2 separate regions of the Homo sapiens genome follow, and region 1 is linked to region 2. Evidence: chromatin contacts called from ENCODE POLR2A ChIA-PET data. All regions are on one chromosome and are shown on one strand. The core of a region is the stretch at or near the end of the contact, and the rest is flanking DNA. Distances in the headings are between cores, read along the strand shown. Region 1 overlaps EVA1C (eva-1 homolog C). Region 2 overlaps URB1 (URB1 ribosome biogenesis factor).

Region 1 (6,605 bases), core at 1,728-4,227, 130 kb before region 2:
TGCGTGCACTGTTGAAGAAAACACAGTTTATTTTTTTTTTTAAAGAATGTACTCCAAAACCATTTAATTAGTAAAAATGTTTAATAATGATTTGAATTTTTTTTTTTTTTTTTTGAGACGGAATCTCGCTCTGTCGCCCAGGCTGGAGTGCAGTGGCACGATCTCTGCTCACTGCAAGCTCTGCCTCCCAGGTTCATGCCATTCTCTTGCCTCAGCCTCCCAAGTAGCTGGGACTACAGGCACCCGCCACCACATCCGGCTAATTTTTTGAATTTTTAGTAGAGATGGGTTTCACCGTGTTAGCCAGGATGGTCTTGATCTCCTGACCTCGTGATCCACCCGCTTCAGCCTCCCAAAGTGCTGGGATTACAGGCGTGAGCCAAAGCGCCCGGCCAATGATTTGATTTTTTAAAGCAGTAAGAGCTAACACTGCAGACACAAAAGACTGCGTAGGTATGATTCCACTTATATGAAGGATTCAGAGGAGGCAAACCTTTAGAGGCAGAATGTAGATGAGTGGGTGCCTGAGGCTGAAGGTGAGGTCACAGAGTGACAGAAATGGACACAAGGAAGACTTCTGAGATGGTGGGAATGTCCCATGCTGGACTGTGGTCACGGTTGCACTACTCAGTAAATTCACTGAAAATCATGGGATTGTACACTTGGAAAATGTGAATTTTATGCTATGTAAATGATATCTTAATAAAGATATCTTTAAATAATGGTAGCTAACACGGCTGGGTGTGGTGGCTCACACCTGTAATCCCAGCACTTTGAGAGGCCAAGGCGGGCGGATCACCTGAGGTCAGGAGTTTGAGACCAGCCTGGCCAACATGGTGAAACCTCATCTCTACTAAAACTACAAAAATTAGCCAGGCGTGGTGTTGGGTGCCTGTAATCCCAGCTACTATATTTTGCTCAGCAAAATATAAAGGGGACCACGGTCATTTATTTGCATATGTGGTTCTTATCCTTGCCAACATTTTGTAAAGAAAATTCTTTTAAAAATGCTAGCTCTACCCTATCACCACTGTTCTGGAGTTTTCTACTTTGAAATGGCAACCACATAGCGGACAGGTGCATTTTTCAGCCAAACAAGCATTGGCGTTAACTGCAAACAAGAGTTAAATGGCAAGAACTGCTTGGGCTGTCATGGGCTGGCCTGGGGTGGGTGGGAAGACTGTCCAGAGAGAACCTCTTCCACCCCAGCCTCTCACTCCTCTCACGTGCTCATGTTCTTCCACTTTTCTTTCCTGGATTGGAAGTGCAGGCTGATTCCAGGTCCCAAACACACCTCAAGCCAGAGTTTTCCAAATTGTGATTTGAGGTTCATTCATGAGTCTTGAAATCATTAGTGAGTTGTAACCAGCAATTTTTGAAAATAAAGCATAGAGTAGTTTAGAAAACAACAAAGGGCATCACATGAAGAAAGTATAAACACTGTTTTGTAATTTAAACATTTCTTTTTCAGTTGTGTGTATATGAGTATGTGTTCCACTGGGCCAAAAAGTGAAAATCTTTTCCTACCATGGGCTGCAATCACAATTTGAAAACGCCCACCTTAATCCCTGCAGAAAGGCATGAGCTGTACACATTAGGGCCATGGCACCTGGCTGGATCTTCTTATCCTGGTGTCAGTGATGCTAAGCTCCAAACTTAAAAAATGAAAGACAATAATTTCCAAATATAAATGTCACCTTTTTGTTTTTTGAGACGGGGTCTCACTCTGTCACCCAGACTGGAGTGCGGGGGGTGCAATCTTGGCTCACTGCAACCTCCACCTCCCAGGCTCAAGCGATTCTCCTGCCTCAGCCTCCTGAGGAGCTGGGATTACAGGCATGCGCCACCATGCCTGGCTAATTTTTGTATTTTTAGTAGAGACAGGGTTTCACCATATTGACTAGGCTGGTCTTCAACTCCTGACCTCAAGTGATGCACCCACCTAGACCTCCCAAATTGCTGGGATTACAGGCGTGAGTCACCATGCCTGGCCTAAACGCCATCTTTCTGTACCTTGTAAATTTCCATGACTTTGTACCAAAAGCAGAGAAACAACAGTGAGACAAAATTTTGGACCACAAGAAGGAAAACTACAGAATCTCAAGAGGACCACCAGCTCTGCTGCTGGCAAACTTTGTTGCTATCCTTTCATCCATGAGGACGGGAACATTCAAGATGAATGAAAGGCTGGGAGCAGAAGCCAGCCTACAGATGCTCACAAAATCCCTATCCTGCCCTGGTAGTTTAACACGCAGGAAGAACCTCCACGAGGAAGAAAAATGAAAATGGTGACTAAGCAAATGTCTCGAAGGCCCTTTACCCACTCACTGGAATCTTAATTCAACAGCTTAAACTTAGAGCCAAGGCAAGTTTTGTTTTCTTTCTCTAGATAAAAGACTGCTAAGTCTGACCCGAACGTCAGAAGGTTCGATTCTTTTTGGTGAGTCATATCCGCACTGGCATTTATATGCAGTTTATGAGTAGATGCTAAATCCCACCAACAACAAAATTTTGCCTGACTTCAAAGGCCCAGAGTGAACGATGGCCTTTGATGCAGAAAAGAGGGCTTGGATAGAAACACCAAAAGAGCCAAAGTCCCCTTCCAACCATAAGAACTCAGAAAAATGTTAAGAATGCCTTCCCATGGCAGAGCTGGCACAGAAAGAGGATGGGAGAAGGCAGGACAAAAACAAGCTTTATCTCCACAAATTGGAAACTTTTTAAATGGAAGTCTTTTTTTTTTCTTTTTTTATAAATCAAAATATTTAAAAGTTACAAGAGGTTTTTTTTTTGTTTTGTTTTGTTTAAGGCATGTCATGAAACGCATTTATTAGCCACATCTCTTTGATTTATTAAAGCCCATTCATTAAAGGTAGCCTTGATGCCAACAAAACCCTCCCACAGTAACGCAACACCCACATGCAAGGCCTCCAGCGATTTCGTCCCCAGATTATGGGCAAACCATCTCCTGGAACGGAGGGGCCTGTGCGTGTCACATTACATCCTGGGGGTGACTGTTGTGTTATGTTGAGTCACTTGGTTCCTTGGGAATGTGCGAATTCACTGCCACATAAGAGTGACATTTCTGGATTATAAAAAATTAGGAAACTACTAACATCATTGCTACTTTTCTTAGAAGACTAGAATTTGTTTTAGAGCTGGGTTAGAGTTCTCAATTGGTCTCAGATTAGAGAAGGTGTGGGCAGCCTTCCAGAAGTGGGTTGCCAACTCTCCTGGGAGTTTAGATGGGGAGGATGGCAGGGGCCTGGGAAGGTAGAACCACGACTCTGCTTAAATGACAAGAGCAATGAAATCCCCGCCTCCTCATTTTATTAGGTTGGTGCAAAAGTAACTGTGATTTTTGCCATTAAAAGCAATGGGCAAAAACCGCGATTATTTTTGCACCAACCTACAAATGAGAGGGTTATGTGGGTCATTCTGCTTCTTTTCGATACAACAGTCACAAAAGCACATCACTGCCGAGACCAGCTCGGTCGGGGAGACCCTAAACCAGTGGCGCTAGAAGAATTAAAGACACACACACAGAAATATAGAGGTGTGGAGTGGGAAATCAGGGGTCTCACAGCCTCCAGAGCTGAGAGCCTCGAACAGAGATTTACCCACATAAATCATCACAGCAAGCCAGTGATAAGCATTGTTTCTATAGATTATAGATTAACTAAAACTATTCCTTATGGGAAATAAAGGGATGGGCCGAAGCAGAGGGATGGGCTCTGGCTAGTTACCTGCAGCAGGAGCACATCCTTAAGGCACAGATCACTCATGCTACTGTTTGTGGTTTAAGAACTCCTTTAAGTGGTTTTCCACTCTGGGTGGGCCAGGTGTTCCTTGCCCTCATTCCAGTAAACCCACAACCTTCCAGCATGGGCATCATGGCCATCACGAACATGTCACAGTGTGGCAGAGATTTTCTTTATGGCCAGTTTTGGGGCCAGTTTATGGCCAGATTTTGGGGTGCCTGTTCCCAACACATCACTAGCCACCTTTCAAAGGTGGGCAGAGGAAGGATCTGCCGCGATGGGAGTATTTTATTACTGACATTGCATACAATTGCCAGTGCATAGTGATGCTGAAATGTAGATAGTCACTTTTATTTATTTTTATTATTTCTTTATTTAGTAAATAAATCTCACCCTGTCATATAGGTTGGAGTGCAGTGGTGAGCTCATAGCTCACTGTAACCTCAAACTCCTGGGCTCAAGCAATCCTCCCACTTCAGCCTCCCAAGTGGCTAGGACTGCAGGTGCCTGCCATGATGCCCTGCTAATTGTTTTTTTTTTTTTTTTTTTTAGAGATAGGGGTCTCCCTATGTTACCCAGGCTAGTCTCTAATGACTGGCCTCAAATGATTCTCCTGCCTTGGCCTCCCAAAATGCTGAAATGACAGGCATGACTATATCCTTTAGTCATTCATATCTTTAGCAGAGTGATTTGAATCAGCTTATTGAAATAATAGCTACCAACTGCTGAGCTCAACTCCATGGTCCTGTGCTAGCGTGTTACATACAACACTGTGTTTTCACAGTCTTAAAACAGCCCTATGCAGAAGAGACATAATCCCATGTTACAACTGAGTCCTAGAAAGTGTCCCTACACTGCCCAACACACAGCAGATACGATATGCAGCAGAAAGGAATATGAACCCAGAACTGCCTAAATCCAAGCCTCGCTGAAACCTACATTTCCTGAAGGGATGCAATTTGGGAGGTGAGATTTTGAGGAAGGAAGCATAGTGCACATTAGGGAAAAGAAGGTTCCGGTGAGCCTTGCTGGTAAAATAGCTTTCCGTAAAGACAAACAAATAAACCCGATCAGTGGCATTTGCCCATTTCCCTGGTGTAAATACTCCCACCGTGGCAGATGCCACAGAACACAGGCAGAGCTGGTAAGACATGTGCATAACTGGCTCTCATCATAAGAACTGGCTCTGCACACCACAGGGTGCAGCAGTGCAGCCTTTGGACAATCACAGTGTCCTGCTCAGACTGGAACTGGGAATTGAGAAGAAGAGCCTCAGGAGGTGTGAGAGATGCAGAAAAAGAGGCAGGAAGGTGTGGAGACAATCTCACTTCCACCTCCTAAATGGCAGTGCTCAGGTTTCTGGTGTTCAGGTTACACAGGGGCTCTGTCTCTCATCTGCTCTCTATGGGGCAGCCAGAGGGGCTTTATGACTTCATCACAGCACCCTCCCTGCTTAAATGCTGCCCTATAGATAGAGCCCCAACTCCTTCCTTGGCTCTGAGGACTCAGGATCCCTACTCCGGCTCCCCAGCTGGTGCTCTCTCCTGTCTTGGTGCTGTGCTCCTACCCTGTGGCTGGCTGCGCCAATGCACCTGCAACCCGCAGCCACAGGCTTCCGTATGGAGCACTCTTTCTGTGCCCTCCATCCCTGCAGTTCTCAGCTCCATCATCACTTGCTCCAAAAAGACTCCACTGAACCCCTAGTCAAGGTCAATTCCTCCTATGAGGCTGGGCACTGTGGTTCACGCCTGTGATCCTAGCACTTTGGGAGGCCAATGCGGGCAGATCACTTGAGGTCAGGAGTTCAAGACCAGCCTGGCCAACATGGTGAAACCCTGTCTCTACTAAAAATACAAAAATTAGCCAGGTGTGGTGGTGTATGCCTATAATCCCAGTTACTCAGGAGGCTGAGGCAGGAGAATCGCTTGAAACCGGGAGGCAGAGGTTGCAGTGAGCCAAGATTGAGCCACTACACTCCAGCCTGGGCAATGGAGTGAGACCCTATCCAAAAAAAAGATTCTTCTGTGAGCTGCTTGCGTAGTACCAAGTGCCTCTCCATGAAGCCCTGACCCTACCTGGAATCTTGCACATATTTGTGTGAAACTCACAGTGAATATCAGGCCCCACGGGACTGGATGATCTGGTTACCGAGGACGTGCTCACCTGTGTCTCCCCAATGCTGAGCACAGGACCTGGCCCCTGCTGGGTGAACATTTGCTCTGTGAATACATATTAAGCACCTGTTCCTCTGGGGTAACAATGCTGAACCACACAGAGTTCCTGCTCTCATCATGCTCACAGTCTGATGCAGTGTGTGTGCAAATCATACACAAGCCACAAATAAGGTAAATCTAAACGATGATGCTGCTATGAAGAAAAAATAGGATGCTGTGATAGAGAGGGGTGGCAGGATGAGAGGAAGATGTTTTTTGTTGTTGTTTTTTGGACAGAGAAAGCCTCTCTTGAAAGGTGCTGTTTGGGGTGGAAATTACACAAGGAGAAGGAACCAGCTGTGTGAAGATCTCAGGAATGCTTGCTGGGTGAAGGAAGGTTGAGAAATACCCTGGAGGGGGTGTGGACACCACCCACGATAGAACCGCCACTCAGGGAATCTCTGTGGGATGTGAGTTCTCTTCATATTCCACTCCTGTGCAAAGTAGGGGCTTTGCTGAAATGATATGAATAAACCAGATGAAACCTCACACGATAGTCATGGGGCTGTGGCTCTGCACTGACTTATCCGAGGTTCGGTCAATTTTACAAAGGTCATTTGACTTCTCTTAGAGGCTGGTTTTTCTCAACTTATTATGAAACATTTCAAACATATAGAAAATGTGAAAGAAT
Region 2 (6,471 bases), core at 2,925-5,424:
GTGATTCTCCTGCCTCGGCCTCCCAAGTAGCTGAGTCCACAGGCACGCACCACCATGCTCGGCTAATTTTTTGTATTTTTAGTAGAGACGTGGTTTCACCATGTTGGGCAGGCTGGTCTCGAACTCCTGACCTCAGGTAATCCACCTGCCTCGGCCTCCCAAAGTGCTGGGATTACAGGCGTAAGCCACTGTGCCCGGCCAGCGAATTTGCACTCCCAACAGAGTGTGTGTCAGCGTTCATTTTCCCTTAACATCCTTCCTGACCCTTGATACATTCCAGCTCTTCAGTTTGGGGCAATCAGATAGTCATGCATTATTTTCATTTCCCTGACCATCCCATGAACTTGAAACAGAGAAAAGTATTTCACACAAGAGGAGAGAGAGAAGTGAGAGTGGGTGCCAGGTTAATGACAACTATAGGTTACCATCACAGAATTATGATATTTCTTTCCATCTTAGGTTAAAGTTATTCGTATAGGACTGAAAAACACTTTCTTTAGAGCGTGTTGCTTTCCTTTCCTTAGTGGGTTTTGAAGGGATTTAGGACATAGAAGGCTTCTGAACCATTTGATGGAAGTTCTGAGTAGAGGAGAGTGAGGAAGGAGGGAGGCCGGGCAAGGTGACCTGGGAGGCACTAAGTTGCCTCTTTCTCAGGCGCAGCTGTTCTCATGCCTCCTGGCGTTTCCACTAAGCAGGAAGTTCTTTTGGTGTTTGAGTCATAAAGAAAACAAATGCACTGGGCTGGGCTCAGTGGCTCACGCCTGTAATCCCAGCACTTTGGGAGGCTGAGGCGGGCGGATCACGAGGTCAGAAGATCGAGACCATCCTGGCTAACACAGTGAAACCCCGTCTCTACTAAAAATATGAAAAAATTAGCCAGGTGTGGTGGTGGGCGCCTATAGTCCCAGCTACTCTGAAGGCTGAGGCAGGAGAATGGTGTGAACCCGGGAGGCGGAGCTTGCAGTGAGCCAAGATCATGCCACTGCACTCCAGCCTAGGCGACAGAGCGAGACTCCGTCTCAAAAAAAAAAAAAAGAAAAAAAAAAGAAAATAAATGCACTGCATCCCTCCCTTGTTTTGAGAAGTGCTCCCTGTGTCAGTGGACAGACAAGACTGTGATAGAGCTATGCAGTGCCGTGTCAGTGGTAGAGCCTGGATGGTGGGTATAGGGTATTTGCTGCAAAATTCTCAACTTGGTGTTGTTTGAACATTTTCTTAATAAAATACTGAGAAAATGGCCGGGCGCAGTGGCTCATGCCTGTAATCCCTGCACTTTGGGAGGCCGAGGTGGGCAGCTCACCTGAGGTCAGGAATTCAAGCCCAACCTGGCCAACATGGTGAAGTCACGTCTCTACTAAAAATACAAAATTAGCCAGGCGTGGTGGTGCATGCCTTTAATCCCAGTTACTCTGGAGGCTGAGGCAGGAGAATCACTTGCACTTGGGAGGCAGAGGCTGCAGTGAGCTGAGATTGCACCACTGTACTCCAGCCTGGGCAATAGAATGAATGAGACTCCATCTCAAAAATAAATAAATAAATAAAATACTGAGAAAAAGAATCTTTATTGTTTCCTGTAAAATAAATTTTCCTTTTAGCAAAGCTCTTTTCCCTTTGACTCTCGCCGCCTAGATTTCGGTACCAGGACCACACATTTTTAAAGATGCTCCTCACCGCCGTACAGCTCCTGTACAGCCCAGAAAGCTCCGTGCGCACGAAGCTCATCCAGCTCCCGGTGGTCTACGTGATGCTCATGCAGCACTCGCTGTTTCTGCCGACTCTACTGACGTCTGACGGAGAGGAGAGCCCGGACAGCCAAGTAAAAGGTGACCCCTCACCCCAGCCCTTCCATTCCGTATCCAGATTTTATCTCCTGATTTCCTTACACTGGCTGCACTGAGGCTCATCTCCCTCCGGCTCTCGGAGCTAAGGAAGCATTGCCAAGACAGTGTCAGAATGTTTTATTTCTGTCAAATCCAGGGTGAAGAAATGTCTCCTCTGACTTGTGGTCAAACAGCAAATACAAACCTGTTTTCAAGGCCTTAACTGGCTTACAGAAGTTGTGTTTGAGATCTTAGTGCCGTTATCATGGGCTCATGTTAAAATCTGGGATCGAGGGGAAGTCACGCGTGGGAAAAAAGTGTGGGTGTCTAACCTGAGAGAAATTGATTAGTTGCATGAAATTTCTGCTTGGGAAGATTGAAACTTTTATCAAGGGAAAACGGTTGGAACTTGCCCATTGACAGTTCAGTGGTAAAGAACTTCAAAAGCCTAAGTTTAGGCTCCATCCCTAATTCAGTAAGGATTCACTTTAGTGCTCACAGGTCGGATGTCAGAGAAGATAATCCGAGGGTTCCTGCCCTCCTGACGCCACGCTCTGTTTAGACAGATAAAATTCACACCCGGAAGTATTAGCAATCACCACAGGGTCAGACTGTAATAAACTGCTATTAATAAGTCGAAGACAGCCATTAGCCACATCACTGGTATGGGTAGTAGAAAAACTAAAAGGGCTCCACCATTCAATTCAGGCAAGAGTAGACAGAGTAGAGGCTTTGGTAGCACAGTCATGGGGAAAACATGCCTGGATTGAAAATCTGTATTGGCTTAACATTTGGGAGGGGGAATGCGCAGGGACTGAATTCAGCCTTGTCAAAGGCCTAGGAAGAAAGGTGACTGTGGAGATGTCTTAATTGAAAAACACGTGGGGGGCTGGGCGCGGTGGCTCATGCCTCTGATCCCAGCACTTTGGGATGCCAAGGAGGATTGCTTGAGCTAAGGAGTTCAGCCTGGGCAACATAGCACGACCTCATCTCAAAAAAAAAAAGAAAAAAAGAAAAGAAAATAATAATAACAAAAAAATAAGCGGGGAAGGGATTAGATGGCAGTCCAAACACCAGTATTATTCAGAGGAGGAGATTTCCAGCATTTCAATGTTGCCTGGAAGGCTCTCTCCTCTTCTGGTATTCAGTGTGTCTGCCCCACCATGCCATGTGTTTCAGGGTTGTTTTCTTGCAGAAGCGCTGGTGGACCTGATGCTGACGGTGGTGGAGATGTGCCCCTCTGTCTGTGAGAGCAGCCACTTTGCAGTGCTTCTCGGGGCCTATGGCGCCACTCTCAGCGTCCTAGGTGAGGGTGTGAGGGCTGGGTAGTGTGAGCAGGGGGAGGGAGTGAGGGCCGGGGGTGTGAGCAGAGATAGGGAATGAGAGCTGGAGGGATGTGAGCAGGAGGAGACAGTGAGACCAGGCGGTGCAAGCAGGGTGAAGATATGAGGACCGGGCCATTTGAGCAGGGAGGGTATGAGGGCAGGTGGTGGGAGCAGCAGGAGGGTGTCAGGGGTTCATCTTCCTAAACCGATCCTGCTTTGACTTGTAGATCAGAAGATTTTACTTCTGCTTCGAGCGTATGAGCAGAACAAGCTCAGCCTCATCAACTTCAGGTGAGTGTTGGGCTAGAGGTAGACTAGGCCTTGAGGTCACAGCCTGCTCTCCACACAGTGAGCTCCAGACTCGAGATTTTCTCTCATTCCATTTTGGTTCTCAGGGAAAGAGTGAGGCAGGCAGCACTCCCCTGACTCACACTGGCTTCTGCATAGGGTGCTCTGGGGAAGCTTGGCCTTATGCCATAAGGCATCTGGGCAGGGCCACTGCAGCTGACTGATGGGTGCCTGTCTGTCTGGAATTGCCCCTGTTGTGCACTGTCAGCTGGACTGGGGTGTCTCATTTGGTTGATTTTTCTGAAAACTTTTCTGCTCATGCCTTTAGGTAGATTGACTTATGCCATAGGGATTTCAGGGGAAGTGTCAGGGGGCTCAACTGTACATAAAATCTCTTTTTTTTTGTCTGTATGTGCATGCATGCTTGTGTCTGTGTGTGCATGCGTGTATGTAGGTGGGTGTGGGTGTACATGTCTGTCTTTCCTGGGCTCCCAGTCTTTTGGTCAGGTGGGCTTTGGTCCTGCAGGGCTGAGTGTGACACCTTTCCCTGTGGGCCCTGCCTCACCTTTACAAGTGCCGCACCTAAGCAGGAGCTTGATCAAATGTGCCATTGATAGAATGCACTTTTGGATCCTCTTTGCTGCCCTAGAGTCTTCTTTTCTCCTTGCCATTTGGGACTAGCACTGGAACATCTGCTCAGTATGTACGTGTGTGTGTGTGTTCAGCCAGGAGGCGGGCTGACTGGGCCAAGGAAGATTGTTCAGGAGAGCTTGCAGGGAGGAGAAAACAATTTCCACGTCAAAGTACTTTGTTTAAAGATTAGAGCTGTATCAGCCCAGAAGCTATCTCCCAACCCTCCCCACCCCACAAAAAAAAGAAAGAAAAAGGAAATGAAAACATTTTTTTCTGTCTCTTAAGAATGCCCAGGGCTTGCATAGAAGCTCTTTTCCTTTCTCCTGCGGCAGCCTCGCTCTTTTGACGTCGGAGCTGGTGCTATGTCAGTTATGTCCTTTCTGGAGTAGAATAGCCCTTCTTATGTGAGGAAGAGGGGAGAGCAAGTCGGAGGCGGGTTTTATCACAGTGCAGCATTGTTCCAGCTACCCATTTCTGCAGAACGACCTCTAACACAGCAGAGAACGCCAAGCGAGGCTGCCCAGGGAGTCACAGGACAGGGCTGGCTGTGAAGGGAGTCTAGTTTCAGCTGCCGGGGAAGAGCGAATCAAGGATGTGCCGCTCACTGGCACTGTGGCTCTAAGGGGCACAGAGCATTTCCGCAAACAAAATAAACATCTCGTCCTTAGATGAGGGAGCAGGCCTGAGCTCGGGGAGCTGAGCTGGGGATCCTGGACGCTACGTGGCGGCTCTCCCGCCGGTCTGTGATGGGCAGTCTGCCGGGTGTGCCTGGCGCATGGGCTCTCTGCCTGCCAGAAACTGGGGTGAACAGCGAGCATTCCTGAAAGGATGATTCTTTCCTTTTCTGACATTAGTGACTGTTGTCGACTTGCACAGAAGCGAACCTGTATTTAGAAGAATTTTGTTTAGAAGTATTTAGCTCTATAGATAATGTTCCTTGATTGCCTGGAGGCGCTGGGCTTGGTGCTCTCAGGAAAACCTATGGGAATGAGATACAGTCTTCCCATCTGCTGAGGGTAACAGACTGTGAGAAATTTAGACATTTTTAAAGTGGCAGCTGACTCACGCCCCGTGATATAAACCAGCTCTTACAGGAGCACCAAGAGCCAGGCCCTATGTGCTCAAGACCGATTCGTGCCAGGGTTGGCATTTGGCGAGTCAGAGGGATTTAATTGAGGTGAGGTGGGCAGAGGGGCCTGGGGCAGCAGGAGGAGGAAACAGCATGCAGGAGTGGAAACTCAGGACATTTGGGGAAAGGGTGAGTAGCCCGGCTTATCGGGGTCATTGGATGTGTGCAGGGAAACAGGCAATGGGAAGGCCACGTGGATTGCCAGTGGAGGGTGAAAGTACCAGATGGAAGCATTTCCATTCCATCTGGGAGACAGCAGGGAAGCATTCCTCGTCACAGCTGGGCTCTGGGGAGCGGCCTGGCAGCAGCGGGGCAGCAGCAGGGCAGTGGATGGGGGAGGGAGGAGGAGAGTTGGGGGAAGTGCTAGGCTGGAGTCATTTTCTAGGAGGAAGGAAGGCAAGGTGGCCTCTGACAGCTGTGGTGGCGGTTGAGGTATGAAGGTTGTCCATAGCACACACATGGTGGGCTTAGCCGAAAGGCTTGTGTAGGCAGACCTGGTTCACTCGTGGCCACATGTGAGCAGTGAGAGATCAGAATTCTGCCGCTATGTTCTAGCATGGACTCAGGAGCCAGACTTCCTGAGTCTGAATCCCAGCCCTGCAACATACCATCTGAGCAGGTGAGCAGCTGAGCAACTTGCTTAATCCTCTCCGCACCTCTTTCCCCCATTTGCACAAGGGGTATAATAATAGTACCCACCTGATGGAGATGTTGTGCAGATTGAGTGAATTGATCTACATGAAGGGCTTAGAATAGGGCCAGCTGAGTAGACACCAGCTTCTGTCGTCATCACTGACACTGTCACCCACCCTCAGCCTCACCATCACCACCACCCACTTCGTAAGCTGTGATGGGATTGAGTGATATAACACGTCGCATGCTCAGAACAGCACCTGGTGTGAACTGGCAGCCTGACAACTGCTACCTGTTGTTGTTATCATGATTAATTCTGTTCCCGGGGGGCTCTGTGACCAGTCTCTTTTCCCTTTTCTGGCTCTAGGGTGCTGCTGTGGGGCCCAGCGGCCGTGGAGCATCACAAGACGTGCCGGAGCCTGGGCAGGTCACTGTGGCAGCAGCCGAGTGTCGGGGACATCCTTCGCCTGCTGGACCGGGACCGGATGATGCAGACCATCCTGCACTTCCCCCAGAACCGGAGGCTGCTGCCCCCCGAGGTTGGGCTGCTGCTGTTCTGTCCCTACCCACCCCTTCACCCCAGCCTCAGGGGCTCCATCTGCACCCTCAGCTTCGTTTTTCTTGTTATTTACCTTTTTATTAA

Evidence for each region. ChIA-PET counts read pairs that join two places held with the same protein, here RNA polymerase II (POLR2A).
Region 1: POLR2A ChIA-PET joins it to region 2 with 29 read pairs in activated CD4-positive, alpha-beta T cell. The contact joins two enhancer-like sites. POLR2A ChIA-PET finds 5 or more read pairs at or near these places in 2 of 52 experiments (AG04450 and activated CD4-positive, alpha-beta T cell).

Annotation. Positions count from the first base shown.
Region 1 is chr21:32,459,928-32,466,532 of GRCh38, reverse strand. The region is part of intron 3 of EVA1C (eva-1 homolog C); the gene reads right to left. Among named protein-coding and RNA genes, the nearest start is that of EVA1C, 51 kb to the right of the region's middle. RefSeq lists an enhancer at 1,848-3,047. Within about 2 kb of position 2,977, at least 11 of the 41 ENCODE cell types and tissues checked have a DNase peak (open chromatin) inside an H3K27ac peak, as active enhancers do.
Region 2 is chr21:32,334,059-32,340,529 of GRCh38, reverse strand. URB1 (URB1 ribosome biogenesis factor) reads left to right here. Exons shown (of 39, transcript NM_014825.3): 26 at 1,630-1,823; 27 at 3,016-3,126; 28 at 3,373-3,436; 29 at 6,196-6,367. Among named protein-coding and RNA genes, the nearest start is that of MRAP-AS1, 29 kb to the right of the region's middle. RefSeq lists an enhancer at 4,991-6,190. Within about 2 kb of position 4,174, at least 2 of the 41 ENCODE cell types and tissues checked have a DNase peak (open chromatin) inside an H3K27ac peak, as active enhancers do.